2 separate regions of the Homo sapiens genome follow, and region 1 is linked to region 2. A link is a loop called in an ENCODE intact Hi-C map of the cell type or tissue named here. Cell type or tissue: Calu3. All regions are shown on one strand. Each heading gives the region's core, and the rest is flanking DNA. Links, peaks and the distances in the headings are about the cores only.

Region 1 (5,366 bases), core at 367-5,366, 100 kb after region 2:
TATTTACTTCATTTTACCCCAAATCAGAGTCTTCCATGTCACTTTGCCAAAACTTTCATTTGCTGATAAATATTAGATTTGAAATATTCTGCACAAGGATCCTATTTTCAAAAAAAGCCCTGTAAACTCCACAAAAGACTGATGATGAAAATAACTCTCATGTCTTACTAAATGCTATCCCTTTTGTGTAGAATGGAATAATTAGTAGCTTTTCCTGTTTTCTTCAAAGGCTTGTTCATTGTATCTTAGGTAACCACAGAAATGCCAGACCTACTCAGACTTTTTGCAGTAACTTAGAGAAAATAAAAGGAAAGATCTGAATGGGATTAGGGCAGGATTGGGACTCAAGGAAGTGATTTGACTACAGGGTTGACCTTTTATGGGGATGGCCTTCTGGGGTGTATTCCTTGGCGTGAATGGCCAAGTTTTCAAAAGTGCGAATGGTCGTAGTTTTCAGTGGGCAGGTCATAGAAAAGGGTGTCAGTCAACCATGGCAGAATGAAGCAGGTTTAGCAGTTTCATGGTTATAGGAGGTTTATCTAGCTGACTGCAAGTCTTTACAGGGACATAAGGTAGGCTCCTGGAAGAGGGTGCTGACGAGCACCAGGCTGAAGGCCTAAGTGGGTGTTTTCTGAGTATAGAGCTATATATGGGATCAGGAAACTGAGGGACAAATCCAGTCCTGTGATCTGGTGAAGTGCTGCTGAGCGGAAGGCAGGCAGAACAAATGGTGATTCATGGCAAATCCCACCCTTGGCACAGCAAACCTAGTTTCAGCCTGTCACCTGCGGGCTAGGTGAGAGAATTCAGTGGTCAGAGTGATGCAGATAAGGAGATGCTAATGATTACCAAGTCTAGAGAATGCAGACGATAAAAAGTTTCATATGCGGAAGTAGATGTTAAGGTGCTGAGCACGTGAAGACCCATCTTTAACATTGTCGTCGATTACAGAGAACTAAGTACATTTTAAATCTTCTTGCTAAATGATATAGTCATTAAAGTTGATATACTGGGAAACAATAGGATTAAATATGAGAGATGTACCAAAAGATAAGGGAGGGAGCATGAGGATTATCATGCAGTAAATTACACGGATAATGCAGGAAAGGCTGGGAAGATATTATATGTAGGTTAGAATCATCTGAAGCAACAGCAGGGTCTGTTAGGCCCCATTGCAATAATCTAAAGCTAAGCTCTAATTTAGACACTGAGAATCTGTGTTTATTACCCACGTCCCTTTGCTTTCTGACAGTTCCTCCATCTCTGACCCAGCACCCTCTCACTCTAAGACGCAACAACCAAAAGTGTATTACTCTTTACGATAATAAAATTCTAAGGCTGAATACAAGACAATGCTAAATGACCCAGCATTCTCTGAGAGGTTTCAGATCAGCCAGGCGCCTCCCAATAACATTGGTACCTTTAATCTGTCAAAACCAGCCTGTTCAATCACGTTTCCTTTTCAGTCTGCTTTATTCTAATTCATCACAGGGCAGGACTGGCCCTGGATGTGTGTTCGCAGACAGGTTATCTTTAGATTAGCTTTGCCTTGGTGACCTGACTCTTTGCTGCCTTCAGCATAATCCAGTTACTCTTGGGAATATCAATTAAGGCCCTCAATCACACTAATTAGAATGTCTTATAAATGTTGCCTTAGGAATTCAGCAGCTTATAAACAGGCAAACTGGGAAAATCTAGAGGTATGTGGGGGTTTTTAAATAGCTGACAGCAATTTGGGAGGGCGTATTGCTTTAGCATAGCTGAGAAGTGGGGCTGAAATTACGGTTCCCTGAATGCAGTGAAATCTCTAGTTGCTCTTTGCTGGCAAGTTTAATGCAGAATTATTAATTACATTTATTAATGACTTGGATGAAGATATAGGTTGCATGCTGATCAAGTCTGTAGATGTCACAAAGCTAGGAAGATAGCAATTATTGTGATAACAGATTCAGGAGCCAAAATGACTTCAAGACAGAATTTAGCAGCCATCTATCTAATACGCGCCTGGCAGTGCTCTATAAAGTACAATTTGAGGGTCATGTTGCTCCCCTACTCAGAAAACTTTGGTGACTCCCTATTTGCTCTTTAAATCCCAAGCCTTTGGCCTGTTATTTAAGGCTTTGCCATATTATGATTCTACCACTGTCTGCTTTCCAACAAAATCTTCTGTAGTTCTTTTTCTAAAACCTTGTGCTTGAGCAAAACTCAGTTCTTTATATACTATTTTCCATTTGTGTTCTATGCTTTCACTACCTTTGAGCATTATTCTCCACTGAAAGTTTCTTTTTCTCACATGTTCCTTCTGTCTCAAGTCTAAATATCCATACCAGTTCAAATGTCACCTCTTGTGTTTCGTCTTCTTTTATTGTCTTGGCTGGAGTGACCTCTTTCCTTTGCTAATCTTCAATAACACTTATCTGTTCCTCTCTATTTTTATCACTTTTTACTTCATATTGCAGGGGGTTTTTTTTTTGGTGCACATTTTAAGTTTCTGTTAGACCCTGCCTAGTGCTAGAATTTCTGTCTGGTAACTCTTTTTATCTCTTAAGTGTCTCTAGATGTGTGTTCTATACATAGTTGATGATACTAAAGTGTCTTGCTGGGGGTTCATCTTTACTGTGGAAAAGTGCCTTTAGAGAAGACCCTACATTTTGCCCATGAGAGGCTTCGTAGCTGTATCATAGCAACTTGGAAACTCAAAGGATAAATCCTTGAGGGGACGGATATTCCATTTTCCATGATGTGCTTATTTCACATTGCTTGCCTGTATCAAAACATATCTCGTCCACACACACACACACACACACACACACACACACACACACACATCTGCTACATAACCACACACACACACAAACTAAAAAATTTGGAAAAGAAGGAGAAAATGCTCAATACATGTTTTATTGAATAAATGAAAGACTGATGGAGAGAAAAAGATTTCCCCAAGGTCATAATATAAGAGCTGGAAGGAAGAGGTGCTGGGAAGAAAACATCATTTAATTTATCAGATGAAACAACAGCTTGTGATATGACGAGCTCACCTGTGATTTGTGTACAACCAGGCTAAAAAAGGAAGCATGAACCAGAGATTTTTGGAGAGGTGTGGTCAAGAGAGGTGACGGGAGTTGGAAACTTGCATAGTCCTTTAGGGTGGCCACACCTCTTGGATTCCTTGTGTAGTTTATATCTTTTGTTATAATTTAATGCTCTTAAAATTGGCCCATTTTAAATGATGTTATATGGTCATCTTATTTATCAAATACCTCTTTGATCTGTTTAAGCTGCTGCATACCTGTGGTTGTGAAACTTGTGGCATAGGCTATTTGAGATAATAATCTTTGTAGTTAGCCTAATGTGGATATAAATAGCATCTTTGTCACTTACTGGAAATATGAGCTGGACAAGTTATCAAGACCTCTGCAAGCATTCTTATATGGCTGTTACCTTCGACACAGAAAGCAGAGTTCTTGAGCATGGAATTTCTGCATCATCTTCAGGTTTCAGTATTTATAACCCACAGAGGTTTTACCAGTGGCCAGATATTTCTTGGGTAGTAGAAAAAGAAATACTTCACAGAGCTGTCAAATCTCCACATCTTCAGCATTAAATATCATGCAACCAAATGTAAGGGTATGGTTCACAGCAGTTGGCTGTTTCAGCTGGTTATTAATAGGAAGGCGAAAGATCATAGAAAGTTGACTCCTCCCTCATCATTTCTGTCTTCCAGTGAGAAGAGGAGAGCACGAACAGCAGGAATTAGATTTATATATTTTCCTTAATATAAATTCACAGTATGGTAGATTGCAGACAAAGTCTGAATCCAGGATTTCTAGACTTTCTATGTGTCTATGTGTCACTAAAAGGGAAAAGTACCTGGATTGTAAAGTATTCCAACTAGAAATAGACCAAGGGAATGCAAAGAGGGGTAAGAAGGTTGAATTTATCTGCCAGAAATGTAAATCCTGGTCAAAAAATCCAGATGAATATTTTTTAAGTAGGCAGTTATAGTTCAGTGAAAAAGAGAGTTGTGGAGCCAGAAAGCTGGAGTTTGATCATAGCTCTACCACTCTCTAGCCAAAGGATCGTGGTGATGTTATTGAAACTTGTCTCTAGCCAAAGGATCTTAGTTATGTTATTTAAACCTGTGTATTAAACTTCTTTATCTGCATGTAATATGGGAATTGAAAAACAAACAACAAAAAAACAGAAACAAAATAAAACCTGTCTTATTGGTTGGTTCTGACAATGAAATTTGTTAATATTGTAAAATTCTTAGAACAGTCCCTAGTCTATAGTCAGCAGGCATGAATGCTAGTTATTATTATTTAAGCCCTTGAAAGTAGTAAGTGATTTCCCTTACCTTTGTATTTATGGTTACAGGATGACACTTCTGTGGTGTGTAGTGAGTCTCTACTTTTATGGAATCCTGCAAAGTGATGCCTCAGGTAAGTGAATGGCTTTTGACAATGTATTAAAATGCAAGTCATGCGTAGGGTAATGAGTCCACTCTTCCTGAAAATGAATTTAAATAAACATAATGTTATTCATGTCCATTGTCTTCTGCGGTAGCAAATAATCATAAAGCAGAATAATAGAATTTTGATGATGGAAAGAACCATTGCTGTCTCTAGTCTTCATGGGATAGAGTACACAGGGGGCAGTGGGCCGCTGTGTTTAAACACAGGTATTTTTCATTACCTTCACACTCAGCCAACTAGAATATTGCTTTTTTCCCTTACCTCAGGTCCTATGGGGGAAAAATGGGAGTGATAATAGCACAATCTGTTTTTCAAATTTGAGCCAGTGGTGGAAAAGTTATCAGTGGTAATAATCCATTGAGATGTTAAATAAAATAATGAGTTTTTGTCATATTGTTTCTATATAGGAAAAAGAAAGGATCTGTCTTTAGACTCATTCTTTCTCTGGATGTTGCTTTATAAGAGGAACCAGCTAAGACCTTTATAGAGTTTGAAAACCAAACTCAGTCATCATGGGCCTGGATCACGTGAAATTAGATATGGAAGAGACTTGCTATTTGAAAGTCCATCTTTTCAGATCTCCTCTTCTTCCCAGAATTATGCCCAGAATCACTCTCTATCTCTGACTATTAATCATTACATTTCAGCCTATGTTTTTGGACTAATCAAATTCTTAGAAAGTTTTTAGTACATAAAACTGAAATTTGTCTCTTTGATTTTAGTATCTAAAACTGAAATTTGTCTCTTTCCAAACATTTACTTGGTTCAACTGTAGGACTGAAAAAAAAAAAAGAAACAAACAAACAAACAAACAAAACAACCAAAACCTAATGCAATGGTTCTCTAATTGTAATGAAGGGAACCTAGAGGTCCTCATTTTATAAAGCT
Region 2 (5,394 bases), core at 120-5,119:
GAATCAATGTTGCTACATAGGCTCAGTCGGTAGATGAATCTAAGGCCAGGTTGGGGAAATAGTATCTCTACAGCATTTTGAACAGAAAACTTGACATTGGTTTGTTCTACATTCATTACTAGATTGTACCAGCAACTAAGAGGCCATGTCTGAAATGGACCATTAAATGTAGTCCTTTGCAAATTTAACACAAATTATATCACTCTGAAAAGTGCTTTGACATAACTTGGAGTTAAACATTTGCTATAAGTGGCACTGTTTATGGTAATAATTGACAAACCATGCTTAGGTTAGATGTGTGTAAGGGTAGGAGTTGTTTTATTAACTGACAACATTATCGAATTCCTGATAAATTGCAAATTCTGGTTTGCTTTTAAAATCATTGAATAAACATTGCAGTTGTTTAATAGGTGAATTTACCGGTCTACTAAATACAGTGTGGCAGATATTAAACTCTATTCCATAGTTCCTTTCACACATTTTACCGGATTTTTCTTCATTGTAAAATATTAAAAGTTTAGAATTCTAACTTTCAAAATTGGTTATGCAAAGTATTACCCAAACCTTTGTGAATGCATGAAGAATAAATACTCTTAGTTCTTCTTTTATATCTCACTTTACATACCTCCCTTCCTACTTTCATTTTGGGCTGCCAAGTTTTCTCAGTTTGTACATAAATATTAGAGTCAGTATTATATTAAAAATAATAATCAAGAATGCTTTTTGAGCTGTTCGCTTTGTTGTTTTAAATCCAGAAGAAGTGATGAGAGAATTCAGAATTTATCAATTTTGCTGTTTCCATGACAGTTAGTAAAGGACAAATGTGACTTGTTAGGCCTATCCATCACTATGAAAATTGGCTCTGTTTGGTTTGTGGAGAGAATACAAGCTCCTGGAAGCTTCTTTTATTTCCACATATCACACTGACCAAAATAGCCAGAATTTTCTGATCTAAGCAGATTGTACTAACTGTAGATACTATTTACCAAGTCTCTGACACTGGGCTAAGCAATCTACAATTAGTGATTGCTTAAGCCTTACCATAACTTATTTTCATGTAAAGTCATTCCATTTTACAGATGGAGATGGTAAAACAATAGAACTTGTGTACCTTGCCAACATTCATATAGCTAGGAAGTGAGAGAAGAGGAATTGGAAAAAGAAACTACCATGCCTGCCAGCAGCATGTGTACACAAATGCTCCTCTTCTCCCTTTAACTTCAATGTATTGCTGTCTAGACATGAAGTACATACAGAGTCATCATTCTGTTATTCAGGAATACACCTGATGGCATTTGCTTCCACAGACCTTTGTTGGTATTCACTGTGTGCCCGATACTGAGGATACAGAGATGAAGTCTCAAGTCTGTTTCTCATGTCAGACACACAGGAGACTGGAATATGATTTCTTTAATAACAGTGTAAAGAAAATGCAATTTGGATTTAAGGAGATAGCAATTAGTTTTGCATTGGAAAGCGCTAAAACCAATAATGACTGCCTAATCAAAATCGATTCCTCTTTTCTTATAGCAGTGGTTTTATTGAACTATTTACTCCTCTTCCATGTAGCGTAGGTTTTATCCCCATGGAAGGCTCAACCATTTGTGTTATACATTCATTCACTTTGTTAACAATTAGTTTCGGCATGGTATTAGTTTAGGTGTGTCCAGTGTTAGATAATGAGACACGAGAAGAAATTTATACCATGGGGAATTTGGATTATAGAAACATTTCTCCACACTTATAAAATATTAACTGGAGGATGAGGAAACTTTCTGACTCTGAATTCTTTGTGTTATAACCTTGTGTCTATTTCATAGCAAGTTTCATGGAGGAGACATTATTAGAGATAAATCATTAAGTATGCATAAAAGAAAAGTGAATGTTATGAGCATCTTAGACGGCAGATAACAGATGAGCAAAGGTACAGAGTCAAGAATGTGTAAGGTATCCTTGGGGTATGGCAACAGGGGAGTTCAATGAAGCTAGAAACAGGAATGCAGGGACATACCGTGGAGGTTTGATTATCGGAATAAGGAGACTGCACAACTCTTTCCCTTCAGGAAACGAAATTGCTTCGAGGATTTTTAAGCAAGGTGACACCATGATTAGTATCTCATTGAGAGATCGTTCTGGCTGGAGAAAATGTCAAGTGACGTGCTTGCTACTATTAACATCTAAACCAAAAAATGGTTGCATGTACTTCAGCATATTATTAATAATTAATCATGTCTTTACTTAGTTTTTATTTAGGTGTTAAACATGTTAATAATTGATCAGATTTTTAACAGTATGATGAAAGTAATTTAGGCTGTAAATGTACCAAAATGTCAAGGAAACCAAATATTCATTTTCCCATCACATAATTTTGCCAGCAATTCCCTTGAATGAGGAATGTAAAGGAAAAGGAAAGATTGACCAGTGAATGCCCTAGGGAGAATTTCTGCTCCGTGGAGTCTGCATTCCACTATGGCTGAGGACAGGAGCACTTTGTCTCTGTAATTTAGGCTGTAATTTCGGTTGTGATAGGGTGACACTAAGTGGCTGAAAAGGGAAAACTTAGTTAATGGAAATCAAAATAAGAACAAAAAATTGCACTTGTGGTGACATTCATGCCTCCCTGACAACAACATAAGAAAATTATATTCAGAGTAACTTGGAATCTTGAAAAAATTTTTAAACTAGCCACTCCTTTCTTTCTGTGAAGCTTAAGATTCTTTTGCAAAGATGACAAAAAACAACAAATATTGAATCATATAAGTTATATAAGCTGAATTAAAGGATAAGGCCTTTTCCTTTTAAATGAAAAAATATCTTGCTATTACATTTTCTGTCACTTTTTTAGGTAGCTTTTTTCATTTTTGGCATTATTCATAATAATAATAAATAGTAAAATAACAATTTTGCTTATCAGTATATAAAAGGCACAATGGATTTTCAATATAATGTTTCTGAGTAAATCTACTCGAGTAAATAAATGTACACGCAATACTTAACTAACTGCTTTAGACCTCTTCAAAAATGTTTAGCACACAGTGAAAGAAAAGGTTATTTTTTTCTGGCAAGCGCTGTAGTAAATTTGTGTTTTTATTTTTTTTTGTCCTGCTAAAACTGTTTTTTAAAGGAGTTATATTTTTATCTACTGAAAATTAAAAGGACTTCCTAATTTAATATTCATTTATTCCTTTGTTCATTCAGTAATTATTAGATTGAACCATATAAAATTATATTTTGTTGGTTAAAATGATTTAATACTCTCAATTATATATGATTCAACCTGCTATTTATTAAGGACTTCTAGATGATGATGATAGATATATCATATCTTTGAACATGGACACTTTTATCACTCTAGTACGAAAAACCCACTGGAGCAGTTGATTTTATCTTTGGGTAATTCTCACAAAATACATAACTTTTCTTCCTTAATGGAACTGAATTTTTTCCCACACATTGGTTTTAATTCTGGATTTTTAAAGTATTTTTAATAAATGTTGTCTTATTTAATTTGGAATTATCAAGTGAAATTGTGGTTGGGGACATGGATGAAGAAAGGGGAGATGTTGGCGAAGGGTACAAAGGAGAAATGGGCTCTGGTAATTTGTTACACCATATGAGGTGTACAGCTAATAAAGTATTGTATATTTCAAAATAGCTAAAATAATGGATTTTAAGTGTTTTCACCACAAAGAAACAAGGAGCGACTGAGGAAATGGATATGTTGTTTCTGGCATTTAGAGCCACAAAAAGACAAATCTATTCCAGTTTATATATGATTAGTCTTCAGATATCAGGTAACAAACTCTGCACTTATTTCTGCTTCTATCCTATCATCTTCACTTCTCTGGATTAAACACTTTAGTTGCTACACCTAAAATGTGGTCATCCCAAATTGACATTTGAAAATGTTGGCTATTTCATCTTTTCAATTTTCTCCTCTTCGAGTTTCTGAGACATTTCTGTCTTCTGGTTTTCTTCCTGCATCTCAGATTTTCTTTCATTTTCTTTTGATTCTTTTTCTTTTACTAACCAACCCCTTTACCATCGATGTTCCCAGTAGCTTATCCTTTTGCCATGTTCTCTAAAGATACACTAGATGACTTCATTCTGCCCTTTATCTTCAGCTACTGTTAGTATGCTAAATGTTTCTAGATTTATATCTCTAGATAAAAAAAAGTTTTGAACTGAAGACCTGTGTATTTAACTGTCTCACAGACATAGCTACTTGGAAGTTTCACATATCCTTCCAGCTAAATCTATCCTCAACTTGAATACATCATCTCTATCCACCCATCACTCAAAGAAGAAACATGGTTACCCCTTTAGACCATCATTCTCATTGCCTGCTCTCATCCCCACAACACACAAATTCTACCTCCTTGCTTTCTTAAGATAGGAATTGGTCTTAACATACGATCTTATTTTTAGTAACAACTTTACGGAGATGTATATAATTCAGGTATCATACTAGTTACCATTTAAAGTGTACAATTCAATGATTTTAATATATTCTCAGAGCTGTGCTACATCATCATTTTGGAATATTTTTATCATCCCCAAAAGAAACCCTGTACCCTTTAGCTATCATCCGCCCTCCCAACTGTCTATCCTCCCCATCCCTAAATGCTACTAAACTACTTTCTATCACCATAGATTTTCCTGTTTTGCATATATAACGCAAATGAATTCATACAATATGTGATCTCTGGGATCGCATATTGTATGATTTCATTTGTGTTATATATGCAAAATAGGAAAATCTTTGCAAAACCATTTAGCAATGAATACTAAAATATATTCTACTTAAAGCCTTCTTTTGCTTCACATGATGTGTTCAAGGTTCATCCATACTGTGTCATGTATTATCACTTCACTCCTTTTTGTTGTTAAATAATATTCCATTGTATGGATTTGCCACATTATGTTTCTGTGCTCATCAGCTGATGGACATTTGGGTTGTTTTCACCTTTTAACTTTTATGAATAATATTATGACCATTGATGTACAAGTTCTTGTGTGGACAAATGTTTATTTCTGTCTATATATAGATCATATAGATATATATCATATGTAGAGTCAAAGACATAAATATATTTGTTTATGAAACAATTACATATCTCATATATGTATATAAATAATTCAAATTGCTGAGTCAAATGGTAACTTTATATTTAGTTTTTTTGAGGAAATTCCAGACTCTTGTCCAAAGCAACTGTACCAATTTACACTTCCAGCAGGATTGTGTCATGGTTCTGACTTCTCCACATCATTGTTAATACTTATTATTGATGTTCTAAAATTATAGCCAGTCTAGGTGTAGGTATAAAGTTGAATCTTATTGTGGTTTTGATTAACATGTTCCTGATAACTAATGATCTTAGCAACTTTTCTTGT

The links. Hi-C counts contacts between places; a loop is a spot of excess contacts. Peaks named below come from ENCODE experiments on the same cell type or tissue, not always from the same donor. Only the 100,000 strongest peaks of a DNase experiment are listed, where the experiment ranks them.
Region 1: it touches region 2 in a loop (4-fold over the local background); 1 of 110 quality-filtered maps calls a loop at or near these places.

What each region holds. Positions count from the first base shown.
Region 1 is chr3:190,559,909-190,565,274 of GRCh38, forward strand. It overlaps IL1RAP (interleukin 1 receptor accessory protein), which reads left to right. Exons shown (of 12, transcript NM_002182.4): 3 at 4,381-4,445. The coding sequence starts at 4,382. Among named protein-coding and RNA genes, the nearest start is that of IL1RAP, 49 kb to the left of the region's middle. In Calu3, for the core only: no CTCF peak of the experiment used is centred there; DNase peaks (open chromatin) are centred at 753, 3,123 and 3,393.
Region 2 is chr3:190,455,755-190,461,148 of GRCh38, forward strand. No RefSeq gene overlaps it. Among named protein-coding and RNA genes, the nearest start is that of TMEM207, 8.6 kb to the left of the region's middle. In Calu3, for the core only: no CTCF peak of the experiment used is centred there; a DNase peak (open chromatin) is centred at 2,477.